Regions from separate parts of the Mus musculus genome. Here region 2 is linked to region 1. The links are chromatin contacts, found by Hi-C or POLR2A ChIA-PET in ENCODE. All regions are on one chromosome and are shown on one strand. The core of a region is the stretch at or near the end of the contact, and the rest is flanking DNA. Distances in the headings are between cores, read along the strand shown.

Region 1 (5,712 bases), core at 2,263-4,762:
GTGAGTTCCAGGACAGCCAGGGCTATACAGAGAAACCCTGTCTCGGACAAAAAGACAAAACAACTTATCAGCTGGGCATGTGAGGGCGGAGCAGGGAAAGAGTACTTTCTGCTCTTGCAGAGGATCAGGTTCAGGTCTAAAGACAAGCATCAGACATCTCACAACCATCCATAACTCCAGCTCCAAGGGATCTTACCCCTTCTTCTGTCAAGCACAGAGCATTCATATAGCACACAAGCTTACAGGCAGGCAAAACATTCAAACACATAAAACTTAAAAAAAAAATGCTTGCTTACCATAATGACTGACTTATAAATCAAGATTCCATCAAAAAAAAAAAAAAAAAAAGCACAAGCCTTTAATCCCAGCACTTGGGAGGCAGAGGCAAGCGGATTTCTGAGTTTGAGGCCAGCCTGGTCTACAAAGTGAGTTCCAGGACAGCCAGGGCTATACAGAGAAACCCTGTCTCGAATCAAAAAAAAAAAAGATTCCATCAAAAGTCATAACATATATGTACCTTCACCGTGCATACAGAGAGACAGACAGAAAGAGATTTTCTGTTTTCAGTATGTAAATGTTACTCTCAAGAAAACTCGTGACACTAACCAAGTTATCTGTAGTAATTATAGTGACTTTCTGTCTGACAACTATCTCAAAGTCTTTACAAACATTCAAGCGCAATCAAAGGTCCCTTTCCTCTAGACCAGAGATAACACACTTCACAGATCTGTTAAGATGTGTGCTAAGATACTCGTCCTATCTTAAGACAGGAATGGCTCCTGTGGTCACGTGGTTCAAACACGCAGAACCCCATCGGGCGATCCAGCTTTGCCTGCAGCTTTCCCTTAGGAGACAGGGACTTCTACATTGTCTTGATTTTCTAGGAAATTCTACTGCAATGAAGGGAAAAATATACAAACACACAAAATACCCAGAGAACTACCACTGAATTTGCTGGTAGACCCCTTCTTGGAAAGGTCAAGCTATATTACTTGACACAGAAGATCCTCAGGGAGTAAAGAGATAAACTAAGCTTAGCTATCATTATAAGTCTGACCAAACTTCCTGAAAACAAAAACAAAAACAAAAAAAACAAGAAACAAAAACCAAAAACTCAACAGCACTGGGGCAAATGTTATATTAGTGCCACATCAGAGGCCAAAGACATTGTGTCACAGTCCTGGGTGAAAATCAATTCCATTTTCTCTACTTATTCAAAATAAAAACATGACTGGAATTTGATCTAGAAGCAGCATGTTTTGAGAGTAGAACATTTATTGAGAACGTTTTTGGAACGTGTGATTAAAACCAGACCTACTTATGAGAGACTAAGTCATATGATCTATATTAATATAATTACTCCTAATATCTTACTTAAATAACTATTTGGTCCATACAAACTGTTCCCCCTGATACTGCATAACCACAAAAGCTGTCTGATTCAGCCAGGCCCAGTGGCTGATTCAATCACTTCCTTTCATACTTAACACGCTGGCAGCTATTCTACAGGCTCAGCCCTTATATATATTTATGAATATTAGAGAGGTGCATGGACACGTAAATTATGCAAATGGAAATACACAAATATATTTTAGACTAATGTCTTCAAACAATAACTTTATTTACTTAACTGTACCCCCAAAATTAGTGTATAAAATGACAATTGAAAAATAATACACTTTAGAAGGATAATGAAAACTTAGATTCAATCACTACTTCAGTTCCCAGTTCGTGAGACTCAAAAGCACCTAGCTAGGCGCCTATACCACACAAGGCAATCAATAGCAAAGCAAAGCCAGCGCCCCTCTAGGTCACAGTGAAGCACACAAGTACACATGCCCATTCAATTATCACACTATAAAAGGTTCACTCAACACACATGGGCAAATGTTGGCTACCATGGCCACCCATAACAACACTAAACTAACAGGGGATCATAAATAATAAGAACTATGACAATCCCAGGCCTGACCATCTTAAAGCAGCATTTTTTAATGTTTAAAATAATCTTGCCTCTGCCAAATCCCTGCTTGCCTGTTAACCAGGCTGACTCTGTTTATAGAGTTAAGTGAGAGAATATAATGTTTCTAAGGAAAATAAATAATAAACTGACACAGAGTTGCACTTTAAGGCTAATCTGGTTTACTTTACAGCTGCTAGCCAGTAACAGCGACTTTATACAGGAAAAACAAAAATAATCTAACTAGTTTTCTTCTTAGGGAAAAAAAAAAGCAGCATTCACTGTGAATTAATTCATGAAGGTTCTGTGACTGCTCACACTTCTCCTTGGGCTCACGTTCAGAAACAGGTAGTCCAGAACACCCCCACCCCCAAATTAGTCTTCAAGACTGCAAAGTAATTTCTGATCTTGTCAAAGTACCAGTTTTACAACCTTACAATATTAGAGGAGTTATTAAAACTGGAGTGCGGCTTCAATTGTGAGTTACAGGTGAAGGGTGTGCAAGCTGGGAACTTGACATTCGTTTCTAAGGGCTCACACATCAAAGAGAAAGGCACCGAATTACGTGAGGATATTAAAGCAGAAATGGAAACCGGCTTCCAGTAGCTTACTAGAGGCAAATGAGAGTCTATTTAGGGCTAATAACAAACGATCCTCCATACCGCAAAGGGATAGTGAAGAAGGATACTAAGGAAACAAGAGCCTCTTCAAAGAGATGTCCCAGCAAATAGAAATTTTATAAGCCGTGTATTGAAGCCTTTCCACCAGTCTCGCTTTTTTTTTTTCTTCTTTTTTAACCACCGCATTTTAAAGTGAGCTCGGTCCGCATGCCCAAATTAAAACCTGACAAAGGGAAAACAAGAAAAGCGTCCCGCGATCGACCTAGCAGGAGCCACCAAGAAGCCTAAAAGCGGGGTGCCTCCTCGCATAGCGGGCCAAGTGGCAAGAACCTACAAGAGAGCTCGGGAAGTTTTATGGGCACTGACAGTAGACGAGGGAAAGACCGGGACACGGTGAGGGGAAAGGAATCACGGAGCAGCGGCAGAGCCGCGGCGCGCGGCCGACGCGGCAGCTCGCCGAACCCCGAGTCGCCGGCTCGGGACGGGGCTCGACCCAGCAACTTCGCGCCGGCGCCCGTCGCGGGCCTCCCTCTGCCGCCTGTCGCCCGCCGCCCGCCGCCGGCAACCCACCTTCCTTCTCGGCCCGCGCCGCGGCCACCACGAGGGTCATCACCAGGTGCAGCGCTCCCAGGAGGCCCGCGGCTGCGCTCCGAGGACCCCCGCCTCGGCCAGCCGCGGGCTCCAGCCCGGCCGCGGAGGACGTGGAGGCGGCGGCGGCGGCGGCGGCTGCTCCTCCCGCCCGCTTCCCCATCCTGGCGGGCCGGGGGCCGCCGAGCTCGAGGTCCTGCGCGACCCTTCTCCGCGAGGCGACGGCAGCGGCGCGGGAGCCGTGGTCCGGGCTATGGCCGCGGTGCCCGAGGAGAGAGCGGTTGTGGGCCCAGAGCTCGGGCTCCCGGCGTGGGTCTGGGTCGGTGCGTGCGTGGGAGCGAGAGTGTCAGTCACAGTCTCGGCATCGGCATCGCCTACGAAGAGCCGGAACGGAGAGGCCGCGGGTCAGGCACGGCGGGCGGCCATACTGGAAACGGGCAAGGGCCGCGGGCCCCGGCGCTGGCCTCTAAGGGGCGGGGCAGAGCGCAGGGGCCCGCCCCCTCCGTGCCAATACCTGGGCGGCCCGCCGGTTCGCGTGCTCCCCGTGGACTCCGTGAGCTCCGGCTCCTCGCCCCGCCCTCAGAATCACACGGGCTTCACCGACCGGACGGGCCGGGGCGGCCAACCGCACCCTGTCACTGCCGCACGGCCCGGGAGAAGGAGGGAGAGGGACCCGGGCCGGCCAGGAGTTAAGATGGCGGCCGGAGCTTCACGGAGGCAATGACGGCAGTCACGTGGGAGATAGGGTAGCCACGCTGCGCAGCCGCTTTGGTGCGTGGGCGGGGCCCGGCCGCGCCTCCGACGCCGGGACAAACCCGGGTCTAGTGGTACTGCAATGTCCGAGCCTTTCAGAGGGCTGAGTGCGCATCCGGAGCCCAGCGCCGACAGTCCGTGCCAGTGATTTCTCGGGTCGCACCTCTGCCTCTCGGTGGCTTTGACGTGGGAAGTGTTCAGGGTCCGATTCAATTTCTTGCAGTGCTTCCTTAAGAACGGGGGACCCGCCCTCTTTACATTTGTGTCTTCCAAAGCGTACCCAAGAGGGACTTAATGGAACCTTCGTACCTCTTGTTCACAGGAAGCCCTTTTTATGCAGTTTCTTTGCTTGCTTGTATTTGGAAACTTACCATGTGTGTAAAAAGCATTAGTTGGGGCGGGGTGGAGGAACAAGGCGAGGTGTGCCAGAAATCAGACTGGGTTTTCTCTGTCTTGGAATGATCAATATGTTTCTATGCGCATACTCCTTTCAAAGGCCAAAATCAAAGATGGTGTGTCTTAGTCTCCTGTAAGAAGCACCTCATGTCTCCCAGGTTAAAGTTTGAGTGTGTGTGTGTGTTTTTCTGTGTGTCTGTTTGCTCGATACAAGTCTTAATCTAGGCCCTTTGGGGAAGGGGAAGGAAGGATATTGTCACAGTTTGGTAGCCTGGTCACTTCCCCCCAGAGCCTAGCCCCAGAGTCTTTTTTTGCTTTTCTCAGCTTTTGGTTGAGTTAGTCGATCTATTTAAAAGGCCACATTTGCCTATTGCATGTCTTAGAACAAACTAGAAAAGAAAATGGGATTTCAGAAAACCTTTTTTAAAAGGTACTCAACGTTCTTCCTTCTGCTGTCGTCCTGTTTGTGAAGCAAACATGTAAATTAATAATACATTTTGAAGGCGTCCTCACCCCCGATGGCTTTTGGTTTGCCCCCCACCCCCACCCCCAAGGCATTCTCCTTCTGTAGCCTAGGTTGACCTAGAACTCACTGTGAGCCCAGGCTGGAGTGGAACTCATTGTGTTCCTTAAAAGTCAGTAGAATACTGGGATTAGAGGTATATGCCACCATCCCTGACTGCTGTTTTAAAGAACATTAATTTTTTGAATACTAGCACTGAATTTAAGTTAATGGTTTTCAGTGCTGGGTATCCAACCCAGGGCTTAAATTTTCTTCTTAATGTAATGAAATCTCAATAATTATCTCTAAACTGGCTTTTGAAATGTGCCTAAGGTAAGAGATTTATATGGAAGGTTTCTAACACTGGGAGAAATTAAGCCCAAGGAAATGTAAGTGCTTCACTGGGTCATAGTTTAGCTTCCAGGGTGCTGGCAATAGTCCTTCCTCCACTGCCAAACTCGAGGCAAGCAAGTCCCTCCAACCTTGAAAAGTTCACTTCTCTAAAGCAGGCATCAACCACATTCCATATTAACCCTAGGCTCAAAAGCCCCTTGGGAAACAATTTGCATGTGTCATTGGCACTTGAACATATAGGAACATGTTCAGCAGAGGTCAGCTTCTCATGAATCTACTGCCTCTGCAGTGGGCCCTTTTTCTTAACACAAGTTCTTTCCAAGACCCTATACCTAACTGTGTATTTTTGAGCTGTGTTCTTTTTTTTAAATGGCTCCTTGGAATACTTGAACAGGCTTTTACCTGACTCTTTAGAGTCAGCATTTGGGCAGGGGCAGCCCTAACAGGCAAGGTAGTCTTAGGCCGGCCTGTCACTAACACCAATTAAAGAGACAATTAAGTGAAAAGCAGGGCAAGGAGATTTATTCAGTGTGGCCACA
Region 2 (5,712 bases), core at 1,138-3,637, 37 kb before region 1:
TAATACATCTAAAACTTAAATAAATAGACGTTTCCAGTGAACCCCTGCAATCACACACTATGAAGGATGAGACAGAAAAATCATGGATATGAGACCTGCGCTGGCTACACAGCAAGAACATGCCCAAACCAAAATGTGTTACAGAATAGCTTTATAGCTGTTAAATGTCATAATTTAATTTTCACTTGACCTTAAAGTATTTAGTTAACATTTGAAAATCAATAAAGTTAATTTAGAATATATAAAATGAATTCCTGAAAACCACTACTTTTAGCACCCTAACCAGGAGAATCACCAGCACACAGAAACTTAGGCTGTTACACCTCCCTGACCCTGCCAGGAGCTGAATCAGCAGGGGCAGAAGCGGCACCGTGTGGCACTCGAGTGGCTTTGAAAATCACGGATCCCACCACCCACAACAGCAGCTTCAGACCTGTGAGGTGAGTAGGCTCCTTGCCTGCTAAGGAAGGGACTAACAGAAGACCCAAAGTCACCAAGCAAGCAGGAATAGTCAAAGTGTCCACCAAAAATGAATGGACCAACAAAAACACAAACATAGAAACAGGAAATATGGGTCAGAAAACATTACGTACAGGACATAAGCCAGATACACAAGTTCAAATATTCTAATTCCACTTACATGAAGTATCTAAAGCAGGCAAATTAATGGATATAAAAGTACTAGAAACTGGGTGGTGGGGGTAAGTTAATTGCTTAACAAATATTTAGTCTTATTTAGTCTCAGGGGTGATGAAACTTTTAGAAGTAGATACTGATGGTTTCCTAGCAACTGTCTATGTAACACTAATGTTACCAGACTATGTATCTTAAAATACTTACAAGTGTAAAATTAAATGTTACTTAACAATCTATAGAACAAATTAATTTTAATGTATACAACATATTATTCAGCAAAATATTAACAAACTGAATCTAGCAATGTAGACAGATAGATTCCATGCAATAACCAAGGCTTTTGTTCAGGTATACAAACTGTCTCAAAACTTAGAACTCAACCATCCTAACATGTAACTCTCGATCGTCAGAAGAACTGAAAGAGTCCTGAACAACCCTGTGCTCATTCCCAGCAGAACTGTCTGCAAGGTGGGGAGGTGAGACTGCCCCAAGCTCGCCTTCAGGCGGCCCTGAGCAAGGCTTCAGTGCACTCTCTGGGGCTTGTGCAGCACAGGCTCTCGACGGCACTTTGTTCAACATACTACCAGAAACCCTGCACACAAGAAGACTAAAACAACTTTTTTCCCCAAAGAAATAAAACTGTCTCCATTTGCAGACTAGATAATTGTGTTTGTAATAACAAAGAGGGATAAAAAAAGAAAAAGTGAATTACTTAGAATAAGTAAGTTTCGCAAATTTGCAAATACAAACTCAACCCCCAAATAGAATCATATTTCTATATATTAACATAAATATGTGAGAAATTATCCAAATTTAATGAAATACTTAGGTGCTGTATAGCACACATATACTAAAATCTACAAAAAGATGACAAAGGAAACCAAAGCCTCCATAATTAGTGATGCAGCTACTGGCAAGCTGCCCTGCTCCAGTAATAGCTCACCACCCATCTTGAAAGTAGCCCTAACTCTACTTGGTGGGCCACAAAGCAACAAGATATGGTGCACGTGGGCATGGGCATGGCGGGCGGGGAGTGGGAGACAACGGCCTTGCTAGGAGGAAAGAGTTTGGCGGGACCTGCAAGGGGTGGACGAGAGCAATGACGACAGGGGCTGAAAGAAACTGAAGGGCACTATCTACATGCAAGAAACCAAACAAGTTTAGAAAATATTTTCCGATGGAAAAATACTTTTAAAAAGTCTAAATGGACTGCCTGGAGTGGTGGCGCACACCTTTAATCCCAGCACTTGGGAGGCAGAGGCAGGTGGATTTCTGGTCTACAGAGTGAGTTCCAGGACAGCCAGGGCTACACAGAGAAACCCTGTCTCGAAAAAACAAAACAAAACAAAACAAAACAAAACAAACAAATAAAAGGTCTAAATGGGCAAACATGCCATACTCATTGGCTGAGAAATGTAAATATGTCCAATCTTTTCATTAGATCCTATGAAAATCTCAGGACAGCTTTCTGTACACACAGACTAACTTGACAGTATTTTTTGACTTTCAAAAGGTTTGATGCGAGTATGAAAATGGTATCATTGAAGAGCTCTGGAAAGCCTTTCTTTCACAAAAAGCGACCAACAATTGAAAGAGTGCTGGCTCACATTCTAAAAGACACCAAAAATACCCAGCGGAACTGGTGGCATTTACCTGGCTCCTCTCCCATTCTCTTCTCTCTGGCTTTGTGGCAACTCTATCACCAGTCACCTCCACAGTGGGAACCAGCCTGGCAGTCACCAGGGAGGCAGGAAGGCCTGGCAGGCCTTCAAAGGTTCACTTCCAAAGAGCTGTCTACGTGACCTGTACGCTGAGTCCCTGTGAGGCTCCACCTGGACAGCTTTGATCTGACACAGAGCTGTCTATCTATAGAAAGTTTGGACCCTAGGAACATTGGTCAGAGAGATCAAGGTGTTTCAGGTTTGCTTTTAATCTAAACCGATTTCATCCTGTAGGGCAAATAACTATTAGGGAAAAGTTTCTGACATTTTTACTAAAGACTGAGCCTTGTTTTGCTGGTGTAAAACACTGCGACACAGCAACAAGCCTAAAAAGGAGGCAGAGAGAGAGCCTGGCTGCTGTTCCTCCGCACACACATCCCTGTTACCTGCAGAGAGCTGGCTCCAAACGGACCCTGGGAATAATTCTCAAAGCACACAGCTCCCCTGACCGAGGATGGCTGCGAGCGTATTCCTATGTCTCCCTAGACCCTGCAGAGCCCTATGAGGCCAGGCCTGAGAACAGAGGTGGTGAGCAGGAGGCCCTCAGGCAGTACAGAGCTTTTGTTGATGCCCATCACCTGCTGTAACTCCAACATGACATCATAGGCCTTCCAGAACTTTAAATCTTCTGACCATTTCATTTTTAAGAAACACAAATAATCATTGTCTTTTAAGGAAATAAAAGTTTAGTTTTGCAGTTTACACAAGCTTGGCTGTGCAGCAGAGCCCTGGAAGCCACAACAGCAAGAGGACCAGAGGCTGAAGCTGAGAACATCACAAGTGCTGAAGGATGCAGAAGAACCAGAAGAAACAGTGTGAGCTCAGGGCTGGAGGGGATCCTCCCACTGGTACAAATGAGAGCCTTGACAACACAGTCATGGGGCACAGTGCCAGACACTGGTAATCTCGGCAGAGGAATGGGTAGAGAAGCCAGCCTGCTCTACATGGTGAGGATGAGTTCTAGTCCACCCAGGCCTACAGACCCTGTCTCAAAACAATACAGGCACACGCGCGCGCGCGCGCACACACACACACACACACACACACACACACACACTCCACCCACGACTCCCACCCCCTTGTACTGCTCTCCATTTTAAAACAAGACCATGAGTAAAAAGAGAATATATGAACCCTGAAAAAAGCCAAGGTCAGAAAGCAAACCCCTGTAAGCACAGCCTGCCCGGGCATACACACTGCACCTGCCCGGGCATACACACTGCACCTGCCCGGGCATACACACTGCAGCAACTTTTCATCAAGGAAGTGGCTCTCTGGGAGCAGGCGACCAGAACCCAAGAGGTAGAGCGAATCCAGCTCGCTTTGCCTTTGGACTACATCACTGGCCCTTGGGGTTTTGTTTTTGTTTGCTTGTTTTGCTTTTTTGTTTTAAGAAAGAGCTCATCTTGTAGATTAAGCTGGCCTTGAAATCATGATCTTCGGGCCTCAACCTCTCAAGTGCTGGGATTACAAGTATGTGTAAGGAAGTTCTGTTTGATCTCGAGAGAGGGTGGGTGGGATGACATTGTTTGGTGGTGAGTTTCAAACTAAAGACCATGCCCCTGTTAGGCAAGCTCTTTACCACTGAGTGGCAGCGCAAGCCTCTCAAAATTTTAAGTCAACAACAAAAGGACAGCACCAGGTTTTGTTCTGTTTTCTAAATCTTTTCTATAAAATCTACCTTAATTGCATTTCAATACTATATAAGCATGGGGTAAGATAATGTATATCCCAGAACTTCATACTTAACAGCTCTTTTATGTGTAAAAATTCTTTTTGTATGGGTTTGTCTGCATGTACATGCAAGCCAGAGGCCAGCCTCAGATGGTGTGCCTCGGGAGACATGCACCTTGGGTGTTTGTTGTTGAGACAGGTTCTCTCGTTGGCCTGGAGCCCACCAAATAAGCCAGGTTGGCAATGAGCTCCAGATCTGCCTCTGCCTCTCTGGTGCTGGGATCACAAGCGTGTGTCACTGTGCCTGGCTTTCTTACATGAGTGCTGGGGAGTGAGTGACTTATAGTCTCATGCTGGCAAGGCACAGCTCACCAAGCCCACAGCCCATACAATCTGTCAATACTGCCTGCATGTGTGGTGAGGGAAGTGAGGCGCAAACAAAGCCGCTAAGGGAACTGCCAACTGTGGTCATCTACTTGCCCAGCATGCTCCTCCCCATACACTTCTAACGTTTGAAATTATTCCAAACAAGCTTAGACCAGGTGTAATAGTATAACACACCTGTAATTCCCGACACTCTGGAGGCTGAAGGGGAGGATTACAAATTCTTGCTACAGAAGGGGGGAACAGGGAAAGATAGGGGAAGAAAAAAACATTTACAAAAAGAAAAGGCACTTATGTAGACATAAAAAAAATCTAACACTAGATAGCTACATGTGTTTTTACAAGGCATATCAAGGTGCAGTAGATTCACTTAAGTATGCCATGTGAGAAGTGCTGGTTACAAAGGTGACTAGTGTCCTTACTGCTACCACAACTGTTACAGTAATAATAAACTTTTTGGTCCCACCCGTCAATGGTAGCAGCCCTTGGGAGAATGAACCCCGAATCTCACTGGGCAGCACAGTAGAGCTGACCCTGGTGGTGGGGGAAGTGGGTATGCTGGCCCTGAGGGCATGAGGGCAGAAGAGCAGGCTACAGCTCTTGCTGGCCCAGCTAGCCAGTGGGGCATTGGAGCAGTGCTGGAGAGCAGGCCCTGGAGGTGTAAATGCAGGAGAGCTGGCAGGCTGACCAGCTCAGCCACCACCCAGGCCCAGATCCAGGACTCTGAACTGTTTCACCCCAACATCTATCTACACCATCTATGAACTGCCAGAGCCTGTGAAGGGTTTGGGACTGCAGATCCAAAGCTGTGGGACCTCCATGACAAAGGGCAACAGGAAATCTGGGAGGAATCCCAGTGAAGAACCGGTATTGATGGTGTAGCAGAAGCCAGAGGACTCAAAGCAAACCAGGGACCCACTGCAATGAACTTCTGCAAATAAAGAAGTGTGGACAAAGGGTTTACTGTGTGACACACCACAGCTTCCACATGACATTTTGCTTTGTTTTTATCTTTATTTTTATTTCTTTTGTGGGAGGAAATTGCAAGGGTGGAAGGTGGATATGGAGGGGCAGGGAGATGAGTGGGATTAAGGTGCTTGATGGGAAATTCACAATAAAAAATTAAAAATAGGGGCTGGAGAGATGGCTCAATGGTTAAAGCACTGACTGTTCTTCCGAAGGTCCTGAGTTCAAATCCCAGCAACCACATGGTGGCTCACAACCATCCATAATGAGATCTGACACCCTCTTCTGGTGTGTCTGAAGACAGCTACAGTGTACTTAGATATAGTAATAA

The links. A loop is a pair of places that touch in the nucleus more often than their neighbours do. ChIA-PET counts read pairs that join two places held with the same protein, here RNA polymerase II (POLR2A).
Region 2: a loop to region 1 is called in a map of heart, with 1.8 times the contacts of the local background. The contact joins the enhancer-like site here to the promoter of Tmem131 in region 1. A Hi-C loop is called at or near these places in 1 of 37 maps with a recorded cell type or tissue (heart). POLR2A ChIA-PET finds 5 or more read pairs at or near these places in 2 of 5 experiments (Patski and embryonic stem cell).

Annotation. Positions count from the first base shown.
Region 1 is chr1:36,936,015-36,941,726 of GRCm38, forward strand. Tmem131 (transmembrane protein 131) reads right to left here and starts at 3,513. Exons shown (of 41, transcript NM_018872.2): 1 at 3,151-3,513. The coding sequence starts at 3,331.
Region 2 is chr1:36,900,334-36,906,045 of GRCm38, forward strand. All of the region lies in intron 1 of Tmem131 (transmembrane protein 131), which reads right to left. Among named protein-coding and RNA genes, the nearest start is that of Tmem131, 36 kb to the right of the region's middle. Within about 2 kb of position 2,388, at least 1 of the 3 ENCODE cell types and tissues checked has a DNase peak (open chromatin) inside an H3K27ac peak, as active enhancers do.